Regions from separate parts of the Homo sapiens genome. Here regions 1 and 3 are each linked to region 2. Evidence: chromatin loops called from intact Hi-C (ENCODE). Cell type or tissue: HepG2. All regions are shown on one strand.

Region 1 (2,500 bases), 560 kb before region 2:
ACTGTGAGGCCTCAGGTAATTCATTTTACTTGCCTACATTTCCATTTTCTCACTTACATTTCAGATGGGGTGACCTGCCTCATAGGATTGTTGTGAGAATAACCTCAGATAGTGTGTGAATACACCTTGCAGCCTGAGAACTGCTGCAGACCATGAGATACTATTACTTCCTAGAAGCATTATCGGCTTCATTATCACAATGGATGATGCTGATTTAACATTGAGTAAAAAAAAGTCTAAATGAGATTAAGTGATCTCCAAACATGCCTTGTTGTAATCAGCCATTTATTTATAAAAATTTAGAAATTTCACCACAAAATTATAAAAACAGACACTTCTAAGGATCAGATTTAATGAGCCAGTATATGTGAAAGCACTATATAAACTATAAACCTTGATAGTAATTTAAACTTTCAGATATAGTTTTAGACAAAAGGGTTGTAGTAAATACTTAAACTTTACTTAATTACAAAAGTAACAAAAATGGCATGCTGGTGTTCTTGAATTCAAATTGTAATGTTCATTAAATAACCTCGAATGCAGTTGTTCAAATTACTCCCTGAAATGCGAACTTAGTTAGTACTGAATACAATAAGAACTTCACACGTGTACCCAAAGGCAAATTTTAATCCTTTTAAAAAAACCTCATTCTCAAGGCAAAGCAAGGTAGCCGAATAGAAAGCTATGCAAGTTAACAACTATCTACACAGAAAAAAAACCTTCATAAGAACCAAACATCAAGTGAGCACTCATAGTATCTAATTTTAACTTCATATCACTGAAAGAGACACCGAAGAGATAGAAAAAAGTCCTGAATTGCTAATGCTACCCTTCCCCAATCCCCCAGCAGCAACAGCAGCATGTGGGTCAGAGAGCATCTCTGGGTGCTGGGAGAGGGAGAACACAGCAATTGTGAGGCACTGAACTCAGTGCTGTCATGTTAGAGCAGACAAATCCCAGACCAAACTCGTCTTACAGCTGCCCATAGAGGGCGCATTTAAACCAGCCCTAGTAAGAGGGGAATCCCCAATCCCAGCTGTCCAAACTTGAGCCATCAGCAAACCTCACCACTGAGGGCCAAAGTGCTCTCAGTCTCTAAGTAACCTTGAAAGGCAATCTAGGCCATAAAGACTGCAACACTTAGGCAAGTCCTACTGCTGAACTAGGCCCAGAGACATGGACTGGGGGTGGTTGCGGGGGAAGGCATGGGCATGACACACTGAGAGACCAACTGGGACAGCCAAAGGAGTGCTGGCATCACCCCTCCCATAACCCCAGGCTGCATGGCTCCTGGTTCTGAGAGACACCCCTTTCCTTCCACTTGAGGAGAGGAGAGGGAAGAGTGGAAAGGACTTTGTCTTGCATTTAGAATACCAGCTCAGCTACAGCAGGATAGGGAACCATTCACCATGTGAAAAGAAAATAAATCTTGGGGCCCCAAAATCATTAAACTAAAAGGAAAAGTCAAGCTGGGAGCTGCATAGGGCCAACCAGCCTCCCATTCTATTCAAAGTCATCTCTCTGCTCACTTAGATAGATGCATATCTGATTGCCTCCTTTGAACAGGCTGATCAGAAATTCAAAAGAATGCAACCCTTTGTCTCTTACCTAGCTATGATCTGGAAGTCCCCTCCCTACTTCAAGTTGTCCTGCCTTTCTGGACTGAACCAATGTACCTCTTAAATATATTGATTGAGGTCTCACGTCTCCCTAAAATGTAGAAAACCAAGCTCTGCCCTTATCACCTTGGGCACATGTCATCAGGACCTCCTGAAGCTGTGTCACAGGCGCATGCTTAGCCTTGGCAAAATAAACTTTCTAAATTGACTGAGACCTGTCTCAGATATTTTGGGTTAACAACGACAAGCTGACTAAAGAGTCCTTGGGACTTAAGAGAACATCAACAGTAGTCTGGCAGTCCTCCTTGTGGCCTAGGGTGGCAGCAGCTATGGAGTGAGCCTCCTTTGCATTGGCAAAGGGGCAAAAAGAATGGGAAAGACTAAGTCTTGTGATTTGAGGGCCAGCTCAGCCACAATACAATAGAACACCAGGTAGACTTCTAAGGGTTTTGACTGTAGTACCTGAATCCCTGACAGCACCTCTGGGCCCACACTAGGCCAAGAGGACCTTGCCGTCCTGAAGGGAAGAACACAAGTCATGCTGGCTTTGTCACCCGTTGAATGTAGAACCCTAGGGCCTTAAGCGAACAGAGACAGTAGCCAGGGAGTTGTTACAGCCGAAATTGGGTAAGAACCAGTGCTGTGATGACTTCAGATCTGACCCAGTGCAGTCATAGCGGTAGTGGCAACAGGGGTGCTTGTGTCACTCCACCCCCAGCTTTAGGTGGCTCAGAACAGACAGAGAGAGAGAGATGCTTTTTGTTTGGGAAAAAGTAAGAGAAAAGAACAAGAGTCTGTGCCTGGTAATCCAGAAAATTCTCCCAGATCTTGTCGAAGACCATCAAGGCAGTACCTCTACGAGTCTGCAAGAACCACAGCAG
Region 2 (2,500 bases):
AATATCCAGAATCTATAAGGAACTTAAACAATTCGACAATCAAAAAACCCCAATAACCCCATTAAAAATGGGCAAAATACATGAATAGACACTTCTCTGAAGAACACACACAAGTGGCCAAAAACCACATGAAAACAATGCTTTAACATTGCTAATCATCAGAGAAATGCAAATCAAAGCCACAATGAAATACCATCTCACACCTGTCAGTATGGCTTCTATTAAATAGTAAAAGAAAAAGACAAAAAAAGATGTTGGTGGGGTTGCAAAGATAATGGAATGCTTATGCACTGTTGGTTGGAATGTGAATTAGTTCAGCCACTGTGGAAAGCAGTTTAGAAATTTCTCAAAGAACTTATAGCAGAACTACCTTTGACCCAACAATCCTGTTACTATATATATGCCCAAAGGAAAATAAATCATTCTACCAAAAAGACACATAAACTTGTATGTTCATTTCAGCACTATTCACAATAGCAAATACATGGAATTAACCTAGGGGCCCATCAACACTGGATTGAGTAAAGAAAATGTGGTACATATACACCATGGAATACTATGCAGCCATAAAAAGAACAAAACCATGTCCTTTGCAGCAACATGGATGCACCTGAAGGCCATTATCCTGAGCTAATTAACAGTGGAAAAGAAATCTAAATACCACATGTTCCCATTTATAAGTGGGAGCTAAATGTTAGTTACTCATGGACATAACGATGGCAACAGTACACACTAGGAACTAATAGAGGGGGAAATAAAGAAGGGGGCAAGGGTAAAAAAATTAACTGTTGGGTCTGTGCTCACTCTCTGGGTGATGGAATCATTCGTATCCCAAACCTCAGCATTACACAATATACCAATGTCGCAAACCTGCACATGTATCCTCTGAATCTAAAATACAACTGGAATTATTTTTAGAAATACTTCAAAGAAAAAAAGTTGGATGTCATTATGAACTCTGTGCATGTCTACTCACATATAATAACTTTAGAGCCTTCCTCTGAAAATTTAAATCATCTTACTGTTAATTTAACCACACACTATTGACTTCTTAGAAGTGTTTACAACAAAGTTTACAGGGTGTATTTTGTATCACTATTTCTTTTAAAATGCCATATAGCCATTGCCTACTAAATCTCACAGTGGTGACCTATGTTAATTTGTCACATCAGTGCCTGTTGTTTTTATACAAGTTTTAGTTGCATGGTTCTGTCTTAAAACTAGACTTATGAAATGAAACATTGCATTTTTAAATCTAATTTTCAATTCCCTTTGAATTCAGACCTTCCTTATACTGCCATCTTCTGGAAATATCTGGTCTTGAACAACTTCTCAATTTATTTAGTCATGTCTTGCTAGTCTGTTAGTGATGAGTTTCTAGGTGTAAGTTTTGCCCTCCCCAGTGTCTTTTCTTATAGACTGCACTCTGAGTAATCACCTGTCAAAAAGCATGCAGATTTTTTATAGTGCCTCATGACTTCATCTTTGGGCAGTGGGATCAACAGAGACATTTTGAAAGAAAATGGCCAATATTTACCTTTTTTTTTTCTATAGTCATTTCGAGACTGGTTATAACCAGGTTATAACCTAGTTATAAGGCTGAGTGAAGTAGACATAATTTTATGTACTGTCAAACGTAATTCAGCTAAAATCTGATAACTAATTTTCTTAGAGGATCATAGAGGAAAAACTCAATGAAAATGGGAAAATAAATATTCATTTCATCAGGCTTGGTTTTAGATGATAGCCCCTAGCAGTGTGGCAAAGTAGAAGAATATCAAGTCCGGGAGTCCAGAGACTGGGCTTTTAAGTCTTATGTTAACTGTGTAGCCCTGTACAAGCCAATTCTCTCTGGGCCTCAGCTTCCACATATGTAAAATAAGAGAATAGAACTAGGTGATCTATAAGTTCACTACAGACTCTCACATTCTGTAGTCTTCTGAAAGGTAAAGATGACATTGTGATTAATCCTATCCAGTGAAAGTAGGCTGTTTTATCAAAATGGTATTGCTGAGCCTTACTGAGATGGGCAAAATTACACATAAAGGTTTGCCCATGACTGCTACTGAAAGACAATATATTGATAATAATGAGTCTGTGTATGAAACTTGACTGTGGTTATGTTTTATGTCAAATACAAGTTTTCTGATTCTCTTTCAGTGTTTCTACCCTTTTGTTGCATTCTAGTATTAGAAGCTCCAGTCATGCTATGTGAACACAGGTCAGCTTTACACATTAGTAGCCAACTAGGAAGCAGGATTTGGGGGTAACAGATCCAAGAGACCTGTGGTTTGAAACCTTGTTAAATCCTGATAAAACATGCTTGCTAACATATACATGAAGTCTTTTTCAGTAAATAAAACCTTAATTTTAGATCATTTATAATTTCTCTAGTACAGCAGGTTTTTAAAGGACATTGGACCATGAGATACAAGAGCCAGCAGGAAGAACAGGGAGGTCCAAGGTACTCAGCCATTGAGGAAAAAAATGACCACAATCA
Region 3 (2,500 bases), 460 kb before region 2:
AGCAGATATTTAAGAATGTTAGCACAGGTCGCTGGGCACGGTGGCTCAGGCCTGTAATCCCAGCACTTTGGGAGGCTGAGGCGGGTGGATCATGAGGTCAGGAGATTGAGACCATCCTGGCTGACACAGTGAAACCCTGTCTCTACTAAAAATACAAAAAAAATTAGCTGAGTGTGGTGGGGGGCGCCTGTAGTCCCAGCTACTTGGGAGGCTGAGGCAGGAGAATGGTGTGAACCCAGGAGGTGGAGCTTGCAGTGAGCAGAGATCATGCCACTGCACTCCAACCTGGGTGACAGAGCAAGACTCCGTCTCAAAAAAAAAAAAAATGTTAGCACTGGTCTTTGAATAAATTTTGCTTCTAAGAGAAGTTACTATTTATTCCTAGACGGGGAGGAAAGTCTTTGAAGAGGAACTTCTACTTTACTTTTTTTTTTTACACATTTAAGTCTTTAATCCATCTTGAGTTAATTTTTGTATACAGTGTAAGGAAGGGGTCCAGTTTCAGTTTTCTGCATATAGCTAGCCGGTTCTCCCAGCACCATTTATTACACAAGGAATCCTTTCCCCATTGCTTGTTTTATCATGTTTGTCGAAGGTCAGATGGTTGTAGGTGTGCAGTCTTATTTCTGGGTTCTGTATTCTGTTCCATTGGTCTATGTGTCTGTTCTTGTACCAGGACCATTGCTATTTTGGTTACTGTGGCCATATAGTATATAGTTTGAAGTTAGGTAGCATAATGCCTCCAGCTTTGTTCTTTTGCTTAGGACTGTCTTGGCTATTCAGGCTTGTTTTTCTTGTTCAATACGAATTTTAAAATAGTTTTTTTTTTTTCCTGGTTATGTGAAGAATGTCAATGGTAGTTTAAAGGGAATAGCATTGAATCTATAAGTTGCTTTGGGCAGTATGGCCATTTTCATGATATTGATTCTTTGCATCCATGAGCATGGAATGTTTTTTCTATTTGTTTGTGTCATCTCTGATTTGATTGAACAGCGGTTTATAGTTCTCCTTGAAGAGGTCCTCCTTCACTTCCCTTGTTAGCTGTATTCCTAGGCACTTTATTCTTTTTGTGGCAATTGTGAAAGGGAGATCATTCTGATTTGGCTCTAGCTTGCCTGTTGTTGGTGTATAGGAATGCTAGCAATTTCTGCACAATGATTTTGTATCCTGAGACTGCTGAAGTTGCTTATCAGCTTAAAAAGCTTTTGGGCCGAGATGATGGGGTTTTGTGGATATAGGATCATGTCATCTGCAAACAAAGATAGTCTGACGTCTTCTCTTCCTATTTGAGTACCTTTATTTCTTTCTCTTGCCTGATTTCCCTGGCCAGAACTTCCAATACTATGTTGAATAGGACAGACTTTCTTAACCTGGGACTATTGATAACTAGGTCTGGATGATTTTTTGATGTTGGGGGGTGGAGGAGACATGGGCTGACTTGTGCATTGAGGTTTAATAGCATCCATGGCCTCTGCCCACTAGATGCCAGTAGCTCTCCGCCCTCCCCCACCCCAGCCCCCACCATTTGTGAGAATGAAAAATGCTTCTAGACAGTGCCAAATGTCCACTGGGGGGCAAAATCACCTCTTTTTAAGAACCACTTCCGTGGACAATATTTTTCCAACTGAAGGTCACACCGGTTACTGGGGTATCGGGTACTGCAATAAGTTCAGTGGGTAACAGCATTTTTAAATGAAATTGAATTCAATAGAAAGTATCAGAGCACTTAGATTGTAATTAGAGTAAGCGCGTTTCTTGAAATGTAGACATAATACATCATGTGTGTATTGTGTTGCTATTTAAAATCCATTTCTTACTGTGTAATGCTGCCAAAAAAAAATGTCTGAAAGCAACTGTTCCTAGAGCCCAGCTGAGAGCATTCAACCAGAATGGCTGCTTTAAGGTCATAAACTTTCTCGTAGCTAATCTAACAGTCCGTGATTGCCAGTATTAACCTTCCTCTAAGGTGGACCAGGCACCACTGTTTCCTCCGTTAATAGGCTCATGCCTTCCTCTCTTGATGCCTTTTCTCCTACAGCTCTCCCTGAACTCTCATACCTTTCAATATTACCTATCTTTCAGGGTGTCCCAAAGTCCTTTATAACGTATTATCTGCCATTCCAGTGCAAAATGGTCTCTCCCTTCTCTGAACACCTTTTGTGCTTTTTGTCTATACTGTAGAAGCTGTCTTTAAAAATGTGATTAGAAACCATACTTGAGAATTTACTTTTAAAAATTAGTAAAAGAATTATTGGCTGTATGTGAGAGTTCACAAGAGAGGTTAAGAATATTGTACACAAAGATTTTTGATGTTCCTGAGAAAATGCCTAAAAATGCCACATATAGAAGACCAATATTTGATGACTTCAGGGTGGCCAAATAAAAGAGGTGATTTTTTCAGTCTGAAGATGAACTAAGCCTGGTGAGAAAAATTATGCAAAGGTAACTATGGGCACTGTTAATGGAAGAGCCTCCTGACAATTACTGGAAATAGACAAAA

Evidence for each region. A loop is a pair of places that touch in the nucleus more often than their neighbours do. Peaks named below come from ENCODE experiments on the same cell type or tissue, not always from the same donor. Only the 100,000 strongest peaks of a DNase experiment are listed, where the experiment ranks them.
Region 1: a loop joins it to region 2, with 14 times the contacts of the local background. A loop is called at or near these places in 6 of 110 quality-filtered maps.
Region 3: a loop joins it to region 2, with 7 times the contacts of the local background. A loop is called at or near these places in 6 of 110 quality-filtered maps.

What each region holds. Positions count from the first base shown.
Region 1 is chrX:86,170,065-86,172,564 of GRCh38, reverse strand. All of the region lies in intron 1 of DACH2 (dachshund family transcription factor 2), which reads right to left. Among named protein-coding and RNA genes, the nearest start is that of DACH2, 23 kb to the right of the region's middle. In HepG2, a CTCF peak has its summit at 985; a DNase peak (open chromatin) is centred at 1,004.
Region 2 is chrX:85,610,918-85,613,417 of GRCh38, reverse strand. No RefSeq gene overlaps it. Among named protein-coding and RNA genes, the nearest start is that of MIR1321, 220 kb to the left of the region's middle. In HepG2, a CTCF peak has its summit at 1,297 (motif pointing left); no DNase peak of the experiment used is centred here.
Region 3 is chrX:86,066,220-86,068,719 of GRCh38, reverse strand. It overlaps the pseudogene NDUFA5P7. Among named protein-coding and RNA genes, the nearest start is that of CHM, 20 kb to the right of the region's middle. In HepG2, a CTCF peak has its summit at 1,525 (motif pointing right); a DNase peak (open chromatin) is centred at 1,559.